Linked DNA regions of Homo sapiens: region 2 is linked to region 1. The links are chromatin loops, found by intact Hi-C in ENCODE. Cell type or tissue: GM12878. All regions are shown on one strand.

Evidence for each region. Hi-C counts contacts between places; a loop is a spot of excess contacts. Peaks named below come from ENCODE experiments on the same cell type or tissue, not always from the same donor. Only the 100,000 strongest peaks of a DNase experiment are listed, where the experiment ranks them.
Region 2: it touches region 1 in a loop (6-fold over the local background); 7 of 110 quality-filtered maps call a loop at or near these places.

The regions. Positions count from the first base shown.
Region 1 is chrX:46,681,624-46,689,623 of GRCh38, reverse strand. SLC9A7 (solute carrier family 9 member A7) reads left to right here. Exons shown (of 17, transcript NM_001257291.2): 2 at 7,089-7,288. It also overlaps the pseudogene YBX1P8. Among named protein-coding and RNA genes, the nearest start is that of SLC9A7, 73 kb to the left of the region's middle. In GM12878, a CTCF peak has its summit at 3,397 (motif pointing right); a DNase peak (open chromatin) is centred at 3,363; H3K27ac peaks cover 1,147 bases.
Region 2 is chrX:46,792,260-46,800,259 of GRCh38, reverse strand. No RefSeq gene overlaps it. Among named protein-coding and RNA genes, the nearest start is that of SLC9A7, 37 kb to the right of the region's middle. RefSeq lists enhancers at 3,377-3,426, 3,517-3,566. In GM12878, a CTCF peak has its summit at 3,476 (motif pointing right); DNase peaks (open chromatin) are centred at 3,500 and 7,619; H3K4me3 peaks cover 544 bases; H3K27ac peaks cover 1,485 bases.

The DNA.
Region 1 (8,000 bases):
ACAAAAAAAAAAAGAACTGAAAAAAAAAAAAGGCATAATTACTTTGAGAAATGGCTTGCAGTTTCTCATAAAGTTAAAGATATGCTGCACATATGACCGAGCAGTCCCACTCTGGGTATTTACCTTAGAGAAATGAAAACATGTTCATATAAAAACTTGTTCATGGGTGTTCATGGCAGCTTTATTTGTGCCAGCCAAAAGCTGGAAAGAAGCCAGATATCCCTCAGTAGGTGAGTGTTTATACAATGGAATACAACTTAGCAGTAAAATGAGATGAAGTGTTAATTCACACAATACTTGGATGAACCTCAAAGGTGTTACGCTGAGTGAGAGAAGCCAGTCTCAAAAGGTTACATACTGCATGGTTCCATGTATTTAACCTTGCAAAGACAAAACTGTATTAATGGAAAAAACAAAACAAAACAAAACAAAACAAAAAGCAGTGGTTGCTGGGGTTAATATGTAGGATGAAGGTATCAGTGTGAAGAGATAGTACAAGAGAGTTTTGGGGGAGTGGTAGAACTATTTGGTATCCTTGTTGCAGTGGTGCTTACATGAATCTATATGTGTGTTAAAATTCATAGAACTGTACACCAAAAGAAAAAATAATTCATTGTATAACAATAAAGCAAAAAAAAAATTTTAAGACAACATCAGAGAAATTTTAAAAAAGAAAGGAAAAATATAGGTCATAGATTTGGGGAAAATATTTTCAAATTGTATTTTCAATAAGGGACTTCTATCCAGAAAACAAAAAGTTTGGGTTTTTTTTTTACCATTCAATAAGAGAACCTGAGTTAAAATATGGCAAGAGATTTGAATGACGAGACATTTCACCAAAGAAGATATACAATGGCCTATAAGCACATAAAAAGATGCTCAGCATCTTTAGGCATTAGGGAAATGCACATTAAAACTACAATGAGATACCTCTGAACATTCTCTAAAACAGGTATGATCATAAGACAATAACAAGTGCTGCTGTGCCTGTAAACAAACTATAACTCTTTTTTTTTTTTTTTTTTTGAGGCGGAGTTTCGCTCTTGTTGCCCAGGCTAGAGTGCAATGGCACGATCTTGGCTCACCGTAACCTCCACCTCCCAGGTTCAAGCGATTCTCCTGCCTCAGCCTCCTGAGTAGCTAGGATTACAGGCATGTGCCACAACGTCCAGCTAATTTTGTATTTTTAGTAGAGATGGGGTTTCTCCATGTTGGTCAGGCTGGTCTCGAGCTCCTGATCTCAGGTGATCTGCCCGCCTCGGCCTCCCAAAGTGCTGGGATTACAGGTGTGAGCCACTGCGCCCGGCCAACAAACTGTAACTCTCATGTGTTGCTGGCGAGAATGTAAAACAATACATTTTTCCCAATGTAGTTTGGCAGTTTCTAAAATATTAAACATAGATTTATCATATGACACAGCAGTTCCACTCCTAGGTATCTACTCTAGGGAAATGAAAACATGTCCACAGACTTGTATGCAAATGTTCATAGCAGCGTTATTCACATTAACAAAAAAGGGAAACAACTCAAATATTTATTGATTAGTTAATGGACAAATAAAATATGATACACTGGTACAGTGGAATACTATTTGGCAATAAAAAGGAATGAAGTACTGATACATGCCTCCAACATAGATAAACCTTGAAAACATACTAAGTGAAAGAAGCCAGACACAAGAGGCTACATATTGTATGACACCATTTATATTAAAAGTCCAGAAACGGCAAATCTATAGTACAGAAGGTAGATTAGTAGTTGCCTGGGAATTGGAGTAGGAAGCAGGAAGTGACTGCAGATGGAAATGTTTCAAAATCAGATTGCAGTGATGATTGTGCAACTCTGTGAATATACTAAAAATCATTGAATAGTATACTCTAAAATGGGTGAATCTTATGGTATGTAAATTGTACCTTAATAAAATTGCTTTTTAGTTTCACCACATATTCAAAACAAGGAACAAAAATATTTTGAATGAATTCTCCTTGAAACTAATATATCAACGAATAACACAGCTGCATAAGTAGCAGAACAAGTAGAACAAGGTATTGAAAGGGCTGTAATATTCACTCTCAAAATCCAAGTCATGTAAATTACCCCCAAACCTGAAAAGTCATTGTCAACTGCTGGAATCCATTGGATTCTCTTTATTCATTGAATTAGAAATAGTTATCACCATCTTCAAACACTGTGTAACTGGATGCAAAATGAGATACTTTCTTTTCTTGGAATTTCAGATGAAGCTTTAAAACTCATAACAACCCCTACTGTGCTGTAAAAAACTCCACAGTGGTGGCCACACTGATCAGGTGATCACCTACCCTCAGTACCTTACATAAGAAAAAATGAGGTCTCACTAAAGAACAGTGCACCCACGTACCTGTTCTCCTCCGTAACAAAGGCTTATTAACATAGACATTTAAATATTGTAGCTGATGGATGGCTGTCTAGAATTAAACCTCACCATGTCCACTTGTTCAGCTCTCCTCCCAACAGCCTCAGCCACAAAAGGAAAACTGGCACCAGACCAATGGGAGCTGGTTTCTTTAATGAACCCGTGGGATTTTTAAACCACACGTTGCTCTCATGATTATATTCCTTCATCATACTACCAAGTTTTGGATAAGCACATACATAAACTATATATATGCAAGTACAGTTGTGAAGTGAGTTTTTTTCCTATCCACAAGTTGAAACAGTCTCGAATTTTTGCCCCTTTGGAGTTTACCATCTTGTTTTAAGCCACATCAAATGTCAAAGGAATTTCATCCATATTTGCTTTCTGTAAAAGTTCAAAACAATTCTTTCATTAGTAATGTACCTACGAAATCAGTGATTGTCTCTTTATCAGCTGACATTTTATGTGCTATTTTCCCTGGCCCAAACACACAGTAGGTTATTTCTCTTTGTGATCTAGAACACTAGGCTGTTAATCTGGTCAAATCATTAGTGCTTCTGTTGCTCTCCATCATTTTTTATGAATACTGAACTTTCTGAAGCTTTCAAAAAAAAATCTAGTGCATGTTTTAATTCCTTGTAGCTATGACCACTTCACAGTTCCCTGTCAGGATGTCTCCGAGATCCAGCAGATGAAAATATGCTGTTCATGTTTTCTCCAAGTCTTTATCATTTTCTCACCTAATTACCTTCCTGCAGTTCTAATATCCTATTCTTTCTTCAACTGGAAAACGCCAAATATGAACTTAATATCATGCCATGGAATATAGTGGTAATAAATATGAATCTAAAATGTCTGGGGAGGTACCCAAACTCTACCTTGAGTTAGTGGTGTACCCTGTGGCTTGGTATATTTTTGGTCAAAACTGTCAGGATGGTGTTAACCTTACATCTCTGCTGTGGTGTTTTGTGTTGCCATATTTTAACCACAAGGGGGCAGCATCACCACCTTCGCTGTCTCCCTTCCATCTTTAATATGAGCGCATTGGGCCCAGGGTAGAGAAGAAAAGGTTTTACAACTTTAAAAAGCAATATTCGTCATCTGGTGATGATTGTAAATATGATAGTGATGATTACTGGAAGAGAGTTGAAGAATGTTTCCTCTAATTGAGGAATTTGTCTACAAATATAAACCCTCTCTTGTTAGAGTAGTATTCATGAGGACCTTTGCTAGTATGCTTCAGTCTTTCCATTAGCTCTGCTAATAATGAGGTTAGAAAAGTCAAGAAACAATGAGTTACATGAAGCAGGTTCTGATTTTTAGGAGAAAGATAGTCTGTAAATGACTTGTTTTGGCTTCCTGATGACAATTTAAGTTAAATCATGTTCCAAATAGCTGCCTCCAGATGCTGCAGATCATCCTGTATTATGATGAGTGTTGAAGGGCTAGAGTCGTCTTTGCCATGTAAAACTTCGTCAGAAAATAACTGTCTAACCAGGGAGTGAAATAAGACTAAAAAGCATCACAGAGTTCCATCTAGAGTGGAGAGAGAGCCCCCCAGAGCCCTGAACAGCTCCACTGCCACCAATCTCATTACCATCACACCTGCAAAGGGGCCACTGCTGCCACAGCTGGCCCCAGTCACCATTACTGTGACCGCAAACATGAGCAGTGAGGCTGAGACACTTGGCATGACACCATGGGCAGAGGCAGAGGGAGTGGCAGCCTGCAAACAGGACAAGAAGGTTATCCCAGTGAAAGTTTGGGAACAGTAAGATGGTTCAGTGTAAGAAATATATATGGTTTCGTCCACAGGAATGACACTGGGTGAGATGTATTTGTATGCCAGATTGTCATAAAGAAGAATAACCCCCAGGAAACACCCTGGCAGTACAGGGGATGGAGAAGCTGTGGAGTTCGATGTTGAAGGAGAAAACGGTACACAGGCAGCAAAGATTGCAGGCCCTGGTGGAGTTCCAGTGCCAGGCAGTACAGATGCAGTAGACTGAAGCCATTATAGATGTTATCTGCATCATGGGGGTCTTCCACACGGTCACCAGCACAATTACCAGAACAATGAGAGTGGGGAAAAGAAGGATTGGAGAGTTCCCTTAAACGTCAGGCCTTACAGCACACAGAAGATGCCTCCTCCCTTGCAGAGACCCTATGATTCTTGACCAGAGTGTTCTAACCCTCCTGTGCAGAGACAAGTGATGGAGGGTGGTGACAACCAGGGTGAAGGAGAAGAGGTAGGTCAGTGAGACAGATTACGTATTGGGGTTACAGACCACGAATCTCCAGGGCCCCTCCTCACCTAGAACAGTAATGAACACCCAAGGCCAGCAGCCATGTCATTGTAGGCACCCCCCAACTTCAGTTACCAGCACAGACACCCAGAAAACCCTGAACCACAAGATGGCAAAGAGACTGACAGCTAGGAAGTCCGTTGCCAAGGCTGAGCAGAGCAGGACAGAGTAAATGCCAGCCAACCATTTCTAGTGTCATCTGGTTTGTCATCCTACAGGAATAAATGAATATAAATTCCAGCAATAAGACCTGAACAAAAGATTGGTTCTGAAGACCTTAAGTGACTGCTTTTGGCCCATTTACCAGACAGCTAGCACTATCTGAGTTATGGAGCTTTCATTACTTTTCCCTACAGACATCTCTTTTTGGTAATGATAAATATGTTTTTTTAAATATGTTTTTTAAAAGGTCTGGGGCCAGGCATGGTGGCTCACGCCTGTAATCCCAGCACTTTGGGAGGCCGAGGTGGGTGGATCACCAGAGGTCAATAGTTCGAGACCAGCCTAGCCAACATGGTGAAACCCCGTCTCTACTAAAAATACAAAAATTAGCTGGGTGTGATAGCGCATGCCTGTAGTCCCAGCTACTCGGGAGGCTGAGGCAGGAGAATTGCTTGAACCTGGGAGGCGGAGGTTGCAGCAAGCCGAGATTGCACCACTGCACTCCAGCCTGGGTGACAAAGTGAGACTCTGTCTCAAAAAACAAATAAAATAAAATAAAAGGTCTGGTTTTTCTTATATGCCTTTAAAGGTTTTCAAATTGTTTCGTATCTGGTCAGATTGAGATTATTAAGAAACTCATTTTTAAGTTGTAAAAAAAATCAAGTTGTTTTATTACAAGTCAACAAACTGCAAGTATCTGTTAATATGGGTCTATAATAATTATAATAACACAACACAGATGCAGATTTTGGCTCAAAGAACTATATTTTTCTAGATTTTATATTTTATTTGCTATTCAACAATGTCTTGTGAGTTCTTATATATCTTGGTGATAAGAGACATTATAGAACATTACACATGGAAGACAGTAAACATCGTTCTTTTTCTCAGCAACTTTCTCCATTAATGGCAAAATGAGATGAGGAAGCAAATATATCATTCTGTCTTTTAATATTGCCAGCAAAGAACTGAATTTAGAGAGAAGTCTGAAATTTTCCTTCTAGAGAATTATAGAAAGTGTCTGATAGTGATTTATGGCTGGTTTTTTGTTTTTGTTTTTTAATCTTTCACTCACTTTTACTTGGGCATGTCTGACTCGTGTTCAGGTCCAGGGAGCCACACTCCTTCCTTATTCACAGAATTGAATGCTTATACATGATCTTGCTGTTTTTATTTTTCCTAATGGGAGAGCCCTACTAAGAAGGGTATGAGACTTACATACTTGTAGCTGATGATCTTAGCCATCTCATAGCTACAGCCCCAAGAAGCCAGCTCTCCAGCCCCTGAATCCTGACTCCTCAAATGTACACTGCAGTGTTTCACTTCCCAAGGGGTGTAATTACCTTCTCCATGATACCAGTGTTTCAAATGACCTAAGCAAAAGAATTTCTTTTTTCTCCCCTTTCCTCTGATGTGTGGCAAAGCAAGTTACATTTATAGCAACTGGAAATTCCAGTGGGCTGGTCCTTGCTGGCACATGGCAACAGGACTGGCTTGAGGGATGCTGCTGAGTGAAATGAAAGAGCTCAGCAGTTCTGCTTTGTGCTGTCCTGGCCAGAAAAATCTTTGCTGCTTGTCATCCCATCTTCCTCCACTAGAAGCCTGAGAAATGAGACATGCTCAGGTGTTAAAAGTGGTCACAGGGCTGGCTGGATGTGGTGGCTCACACCTGTAATCCCAGCACTTTGGGAAGCTGAAGCCAGCAGATCACTTGAGGTCAGGAGTTCGAGACCAGCCTGGCCAACATAGTGAAACCTTGTCTCTACTAAAAATACAAAAAAAAAAAAAAAAAAAAAATTAGCCGGGTGTAGTGGTGGGTGCCTGTAGTCCCAGCTACTTGGGAGGCTGAGGCAGGAGAATTGCTTGAACCTGGGAAGCGGAGGTTGCAGTGAGCCCAGATCACGCCACTGCACTCCAGCCTGGGTGAGAGAGCGAGACTCCACTCAAAAAACAAAAAAGTGCTCACAGTGTCATAATACCACTGAAGGTACTGTCCCACCTTGTCCTCCTGGTGGCCGAGCAACTTAAATCGGACCAGAATAGATGGATGCTTAACCCTTTCAATCCTGAAGGCCCATGCAGTTTCTCCTAAAATACATACCCCATGCCCAGTTTCTAAGATTACTGCTGCATTTCTTAGTTGTTGAAAGTCAACTATGCCATTATTTCCACACTTTCTCTATCCTTCCTCAGGCCTGATGAGTTTTTTTCCACTCTTTCAGGGCTCATCGTTGGGGTGATCCTGAGGTATGGTACCCCTGCTACCAGTGGCCGTGACAAATCACTCAGCTGCACTCAGGAAGACAGGGCCTTCAGTACCTTATTAGTGAATGTCAGCGGAAAGTTCTTCGAATACACTCTGAAAGGAGAAATCAGTCCTGGCAAGATCAACAGCGTAGAGCAGAATGATATGCTACGGAAGGTGAGCTGGGGACACTCAGCCATCCTTGTCCTGACATGGTTGTTGATTCCCTGACTTGTCTTGACCTTGTGGAGAGAAATCCTTCCAAACTCCTGGATTATCCGTAACATTCCTGGCTCTCTGTTTTGTTACAAAGCTTTTTGGTCCATGATGAGGAGAAGGAAGAACCAGATCTTCAACTTGAGCCTTTCAGCTGGTGACCTTTGTGGGTCTGTTAGCATCTGTAGCTGAAATGGGCCACTGATTGTGCAATGGATTTGTACGTCCCCACTCAGCTCATTTATCCAGCCACCATCTCCTCTTTGCTATGTCTCTTATCCTTCCTGTGGTTTAGGGATGATATTGCTACTTTCTTAAAATAAGATTGATTTCACTTTTAGCTTAATTTATTCAGTATTCAGAAGGGTAATTCTTAGTTCTTCGTGGTTCTTTTGCTATATCCTACAAATATTTGAGTGCTTACTCTTATCAGTGATTGATGCCAGAGGCTTAATGAATCTTCAGGGGAAGAAGAAGATCTTGTTGTCTTAGAATTTGAGTCCAAGCATTTTCATTTAATGTTGGGGTAGCAACATAGTCCACATGAAAAAGCATTATACATCTTGCATGGGTAATTTCCAGGATAAGCAAGAGATCTGTATTAATTGATGTATACTCCATTACCTTATAGACCAGGGTTTATCAGAAGGAAGCCTTCTGTATAGCGGTCTTG
Region 2 (8,000 bases), 110 kb before region 1:
GGTGCTGCTGATGATAGTATGGTGCTTTCATAGAATTGTTGTGAGGATTAAAAGAAACAATGTATGCTAAATCAGAGTAGTTAGTAAGTGCTCAAAATCACTATTAAATAATTGACCAAAGATTAAAATGTTTTGTAATACTGAATTTGATTAACAATTGCTCTTATTTTATTAGGATTTGACAGAATTTCTTGAGATGTTTTACACGACTCAGCCTATTAGCATCTGTTTTCCCCCTGGTAGGATTGACATGTGTTAACATACCCATCGCTAGATTCCTATGGCAAGAACAAGAAGTTCACCTGACGAAGCATGGGCTGATCTACCTGGCCCCTCCACCTGAAAGAACCAAATCTATGATGACATTTATTTTATTTTATTTTATTTTATTTTATTTTATTTTATTTTATTTATTTTGAGACGGAGTTTTGCTCTTGTTGCCCAGGTGGGAGTGCAATGGCATGATCTTGGCTCACCACAACCTCCAACTCTGGGGTTCAAGTGATTCTCCTGCCTCAGCTTCCCGAATAGGTGTGACTACAGGCATGTGCCACTACACCTGGCTAATTTTCTGTATTTTTAGTAGAGATGGGGTTTCTCCATGTTGGTCAGGCTGGTCTCGAACTCCCAACCTCCGGCGATCCACCTGCCTCAGCCTCCCAAATTGCTGGGATTACAGGCATGAGCCACTGTGCCTGGCCTTATTTATTTCTTTTTGAGACAGAGTCTCACTCTGTTACCCAGAATAGAGTGCAGTGGTGCGATCTTGGCTCACTGCAGCCTCTGCCTCCTGGGTTCAAGCAATTCTCGAGGCCCAGCCTCCTGAGTAGCTGGGATTACAGGTGTGCACCACCACACCAGCCAATTTTTTTGTTGTTGTATTTTTAATAAAGATGGAGTTTCACCATGTTGGCCAGGCTGGTCTCAAACTCCTGACCTCAAATAATCTGCATGCTTTGGCCTCCCAAAGTGCTGGGATTACAGGCATGAGACATCATGCTGGCTTATGATGACATTTTCAAGGTAGCATTTATTAAAGACCTTCTCCCTTTCCCACCTTTCAAGGCAATGTCTGTAAGTTGACTCCTCGCTCATAATTTTGATGTGATTCAGAGTCTCTGTAAAGCTCTAAGGCTTCAGGCAATAGAAGTTTTATGTAATTTTTTTTTCTTTTTTTTTTTTTTTGAGACAGAGTCTCACTCTGTCACCCAGGCTGGAGTGCAGTGGCATGAACACAGCTCACTGCTGCCTCAAACTCCTGGACTCAGGGTCTCCTCTCACCTTGGCCTCCCAAAGAGCTTGGACTACAGGCACACACCACCACACCCAGCTAACTTTGTTATTTTTGGTAGAGACGGGGGTCTCGCTATGTTGCCCAGGCTGGTCTCAAACTCTTGGCCTCAAGGGATCCTTCCTCCTTGGCCTCCCAAAGAGCTGGGATTACAGGCATGAGCCACTGCACCCAGCCTCTTTTCCCAACTCTTACACTGCCCTTAAAAATAATACACTGCCATGGCCCAGCACAGTGGCTCACACCTGTAATCCCAGCACTTTGGGAGGCTGAGGCCGGTGGATTGCCTGAGCTCAGGAGTTCGAGACCAGCCTGGATAACATGGTGAAACCCCATCTCTACTAAAATACAAAAAAATTAGCTGGGTGTGGCAGCGTGCGCCTGTAGTCCCAGCTACTCAGGAGGCTGAGACAGGATAATTGCTTGAACCCAGGAGGCAGAGGTTGCAATGAGCTGAGATCACCCCACTGCACTCCAGCCTGGGCAACAGAGCAAGACTCCGTGTCAAATAATGATAATAATGATAATAATAATAATAATAATAATACAGCGCCCTGTAAAAAATATTTTCAGGCCAGATGTGGTGGCTCACACCTGTAATCTCAGCACTTTGGAAGGCCAAGGCAAGAGAATCTCTTGAGGCCAGGAGTTCAAGACCAACCTGGGCAACAAAGCAAGACTCCCTATCTCTGTACTTTTTTTTTTTTTTTTTGAGACAGAGGCTCATTCTCTTATCCAGGCTGCAGTGCAGTGGTGCAATCTCGGCTCACTGCGGCCTCCGCCTCCCGAGTTCAAGTGATTCTCTTGCCTCAGCCTCCCAAGTAGCTGGGATTACAGGCACACACCACCACGCCTGGCTAATTTTTGTATTTTTAGTAGAGACAGGGTTTTGCCATGTTGGCCAGGCTGGTCTTGAACTCCTTACTTCAGGTGATCTGCCCACCTTGGCCACCCAAAGTGCCGGGATTACAGGTGTGAGCCACCGAGCTTGGCCAAAATTTTTTTTAAAAGATAAAATAAATTAAAAAATATATATTTCCAGTGCCACTGACCTCCCCTGTTATAACGAGAGGTCATGACAGGATGGATGTCTCTTATGTACATGTGCTGGAAACAAGTTCAATGTGAAGTGAGAAGACAAAGCAGGAACCTGGGGTGGAGGGAAGGTGAAAGAAACAATAATAAATAAAGATGTAGTCAGAAATTCTTAATTTTAATGCCTTACCCTCCAATGCCCAGGCTTGGACTCTTATGCGTTTTCAGTTTTGCCCATTCACAAATTAGTTTCATCTATAAACACAAAATTGACTCTTCATTCTTAGCTCTCCTTATTTCAAAAGGGCCAAAGAATCTGTAAAGTAATTCTTGTTGTATTTCCACAGATTTTGTTTTTATGTCTGTATTAAAGTTTAAAATAACAACAATAAACAATCTTGTCTGGGGCCGGGCACAGTGGCTCACGCTTGTAATCCCAACACTTTGGGAGGCCAAGGCAGGTGGATCACTTGAGGTCAGGAGTTCAAGACCAGCCTAGCCAACATGGTGAAACCCCCTCTCTACCAAAAAATACAAAAACTTAGCCGAGCATGGTAGCGTGTGCCTGTAGTCCCAGCTACTCAGGAGGCTGAGGTGGGAGAATCGCTTGAGCCCGGGAGGTGGAGGTTGCAGTGAACTGAGATCGCACCAGTGCACTCCAGCCTGGGTGACAGAGTGAGACCCTGTCTCACACACACACACAAAAATCTTGTCTGGTTTTGAAGTGTTTTCAAAAGATTTTCGAAATATTTTACCAGTTTCAAAGAAAACTTGGTATTTAGCATTTTATGTATTATCCACAATTCAACTTATTTGAATGTAATATAATTGCTGTCAGGGAGCTAATGAGAACTGATATACATTTGACTCTTTTGTCCTTTTGCAAATTGCAGTGCCCAAATACAGAGATGTTTCTTTAGGTTTGGGCAAGTCTGGTGAGACCATCTGTGACCTGCACACAGATTTGCTAAAGGACTTTTCTTTAAAAAATAGAACAAGGTGAAAATACTGTAAAGAAAAAAAATTTAGGTAGATGAAATTCTTATCCCATGATGGATGATAGGATGGGAAAGACTAACTCCCTTCATACAGGTCTCATGAATAGGAAACAATACCCATAGCGGCATCGATGGATACAGCCAGCAGGTGGCAGCAGGGGGCCGTGCCAGAAGAATTTACTAACTTGGAAAGGCCCTAGCTAAACTGCAACATGGGCCTTTGGGCTTAGGAGACAGCATCTGTGAGTGGTTGGAAGAGGGTATGATGTGTTTCCCAGCAGAAAAAGAAACGTGAAAGGGTCTTCCAGAAGCCCAGGATTAGCATCTGGTGTCTAAAATGAAGGACCCAGGCCGGGCGCGGCAGCTCATGCCTGTATCCCTGCACTTTGGGAAGCCGAGGCAGGTGGATAGCTTGAGCCCAGGAGTTCGAGACCAGCCTGAGCAAACTGGTGAAACCTCGTCTCTACTAAAAACACAAAAATTAGCCAGGCGTGGTGACGGGCGCCTGTAATCCCAGCTACTCGGGAGGCTGAGGCAGGAGAATCACTTGAACCCAGGAGGCAGAGGTTGCAGTGAGCCGAGATCGCACCACTGCACTCCAGCCTGGGTGACAGAGCGATACTCTGTCTTTAAAATAAAATAAAATAAAAGACCCAGAGTTGGGGTTGGTTGGCAGGGAACAGGGATGGATGCAAAAGAAAGGAGGGGTGGCATAGGAGTGAAACCATCCTCAAGGCAAGGAGGAAGGCATAGGAGAAAGAAGGGAGGAGGGTCAGCCTCTGACAAACAAATGGCAGTGCAGAGTAGGAAGCAGGGTAGAAAGGGTGGGGATCATTTATTTTTGTGTGAACTGGGAGTGGCACTAATTTTAAAAAGCTCTGAGGATAAGTGGAAGCAACTGAAATGTCCATGGATGAATAAATGGATAAGCAAAATGTGGTATATACATAGAATGGAATACTATTCAGCCTTAAAAAGGAAGGGGCCGGGCGCAGTAGCTCATGCCTGTAATCCCAGCACTTTGGGAGGCCAAGGCGGGCGGATCACCTGAGGTCAGGAGTTCAAGACCAGCTTGGCCAACATGGCAAAACCTCGTCTCTACTAAAAATACAAAAATTAGCCGAGCATGGTGCCGGGTGCCTGTAATCCCAACTACTAGGGAGACTGAGGTGGGAGAATCGCTTGAACCCAGGAGGTAGAGGTTACAGTGACCCGAGATTGCGCCATTGCACTCCGGCCTGGGTGACAAGAACAAAACTCTGTCTCAAAAAAAAAAAAAAAAAAAGAAAAGAAAAGAAAAGAAAGAAAGAAAGAAAGAGAAAAAGGAAGGCAATTCGACACATGTTGCAACATGGATGAACCTTCAGGACATTGTGACAAGTGAAATAAGCCAGTCACAAAAAAAGATAAATAGTGTATGATCCCACTTATATGATGTACCTAGAGTAGTCAAATTCATAGAGACAGAAAGTAGAAGGTGGTTACCAAGAGCTGAGGGGAAGGGAAAATGGAGAGTTGGTGTTTAATGGATAATGGATATACAGTTTTAGTTGTTTTTTGTTTTCGTTTTTTTTTTGAGATGGAGTCTTGCTCTTGTTGCCCAGGCTGGAGTACAGTGGCGTGATCTCGGCTCACTGCAACCTCCACCTCCTGGGTTCAAGTGATTCTCCTATCTCAGCCTCCCGAGTAGCTGGGATTGCAGGCGCCCGCCACCACACCCAGCTAATTTTTGTATTTTTAGTAGAGACAGGGTTTTGCCACATTGGCCAGGCTGGTCTTGAACTCCTGACCTCAAGTGATCCACCTGCCTCAGCCTCCCAAAGTGCTGGAATTACAGGCATGTGCCACCGCACCTGGCCTTACAATTTTCGTTTTGCAGGATGAAAATGTTCTGGAGATTGGATGCACAACAATGTGAATATATTTATCGATACTGAACTATATCCTTATAAAGAAATGATTAGGATAGTACATGTTGGTAGGGGTGGTGGCTCAGGCCTTTAATCACAACACTTTGGGAGGCTGAGGCAGAAGGGTCACTTGAGCCCAGGAAGTCAAGACCACCCTGGACAACATAGTGAGGCGAGGTGTCTCACACCTGTAATTGCAGCACTTTGGGAGGCCGAGGTAGGTGGATCACAAGGTCAGGAGTTCGAGACCAGACAGGCCAACATAGTGAAACCCTGTTTCTACTAAAAATACAAAAATTAGCTGGGCGTGGTGGCGGGCACCTGTAGTCCCAGCTACTTGGGAGGCTGAGGCAGGAGAATCGCTTGAATCCGGGAAGCAGAGGGTTGCAATGAGCCGAGATTGCACCACTGTACTCCAGCCTGGGTGACAGAGCAAGACTCAGTCTCAAATAGAGATAATAATCATATTTTTTTTTAATTAGCCAGGCATGGTAGTGCGTGCCTGTGGTCCCAGCTACTCAGGAGGCTGAGGCAGGAGGATACCTTGAGCCCAGGAGATCAAGACTACTGTGAGTCATGATCGTGTCACTGCACTGCTGCACCTGGGTGACAGGGTGAGACCTTGTCTCAAAAAAAAAAAAAAGTACATTTTATGTTAAGTGTGTTTTACCACAAAAAAAAAAACAAAAAACTCTCCAGCCCAGCCTGACCAACATGGTGAAACCCCGTCTCTACTAAAAGTACAAAAATTAGCCAGGCGTGGTGGCGCGTGCTTGTAATCCCAGCTACTCAGGAGGCTGAGGCAGGAGAATCACTTGAACCAGGGAGGCGGAGGCTGCAGTGAGCCGAGATTGCACCACTGCACTCCAGCCTGGGTGACAGATCGAGACTCTGTCTCAAAAAAAAAAAAAAAAAGAAGAAGAATTAGATTCCATTCCAGGCAATGTGGTAGAACAGGACGCAACATCAAATTAGTATAAATAATAATAATACCTCACATTTAAATGGCACTTTACAATTTACACAGTTCTATTGTGAAATACCTTACCTTGTTAAGTTCTCCTAGCAACTAGGATGGAGTGGGGTGGGTCTCTGTGTTCAAAGTGCATAGGCTATAGGAAGGGTGATTAGGAAAGTGGAGGATGAGTGGGCTAACAAGGCATAGAGAGACAAATGCTAGAATTGATGAGTGAATACAGAAGAAATGGAATAGAAAGATGCAAAACAACCAGCTCATGATCTACCTGATTCCTCTGTTTTTCCTTGGATGTGATAGGGGGTAACCATACTCTTGTGTATTCAAATGTTTCCTACTGTTTCTAGGCCCCGTTTTTCATAAGCTCTGTTCCAAGAAGCAGTACTGCTTCCTAGTCAAAGGTGCCCCAGTGTTCAAAGTTTGGCCCTACCCCTTCCTGATTACATGATCTTGCGCAGGTTACTATCTCTCGGCTTTAGTTCTCTATGTGATAATAATAGTTCCTGCCACCTCTAAGCCTTCAATACATATTTTCTCCATTTCATTTTCTCAGCCCTGTAACCTCAGGATCAAATGCTGCCTACTGACTGAAGTGACAAAGAATACCTTTTTGAGGTTTTTCTTCTTTCAACTTGTCCTACCATAGTATTATCGGGAAGATCCCCCAATATCATCCCCCAATATCATTAAGTAGGAAGAGAAATTGTTTGCAATATATAGGTTTCATGTTAAGTAAAAATTGTTGACGTCAAGGGTTTAGAAGAAAACAGTTTGACTGGAGTCAAAAGTCACTTTTCTTCTAAGTCACTTTTCAGAGGTGAGATGGAAACCTTGAGGTATGTTTCTGGCAAGTGATCTCCAACAATTTCTCTAAAGTATCTGATTAGAATAAGTAGGGAGACATTATAGGTAATAAGGTAGATATTTTCCTTAATCCAACCCCTAGAATTTAAACCATATTGAGCACCAGGAAAATTTCGCTCTGCAATTTCCCGAGGCATTTTACTTGTTACATTGGGTACATTATGACCTGTTGAAGATGGTGGTTTTCAGTTCCTTCCATTTAATGAGTCTTTACATTCTAATTAAAACCGAAAGTGGAATTCCTCACTTCTTCTGTTTGTTAATGATATAAATTATCTTAGCTGCTATGAAAATAAAAGGACTTCCTTCATTTGGATTGCTCAAACACTGATATTCACGCTCACTTGGAGGTATCTGGAAACATTATCTAAATGAGATTATTTTATCCAGAGAGAAAATTCTTAGCTTTAAAAGCTATTTAACTAAGATGGCTTGATATATTTTATGACTAACGCAACTGGGCCAACCTGTATCTTATGTTTAGTCAATGCAAAATGAAACAAAAATCCAGTGCCAACCAGATTAAATTGCAAAACATGCACACAGTATTTTGGATCAGGAACTAAACTTGTGTGGTTAATGACTAATTTCCTACATCCTCTGAGGCATCTACATGCTTGGATTTTTTTAGAATGGCTGGGCTTCATTTGTCACAAACTTGCCTCTTGAAGCAAAGCACACAGTAGACCTCCAAAAACTAGGCTTTAAATCTAGAAATTCTACTTTTTAATTCTTCCAAAGGAAGAATTTCTTTGAGTCATTTCCAGGTCCCTGCAGAGCCAAAAGACACACAGAACATATTCTATAAGCGTGCACAGGCTGTCCAGAGCATTTATCATTGCTCATAGTAAGCTTTGTATCCTGCGTGTTCTGGCTACCTAATTGCTTGGTAATAAATTACCCCAAAACTTCGAGGCTTACAATAA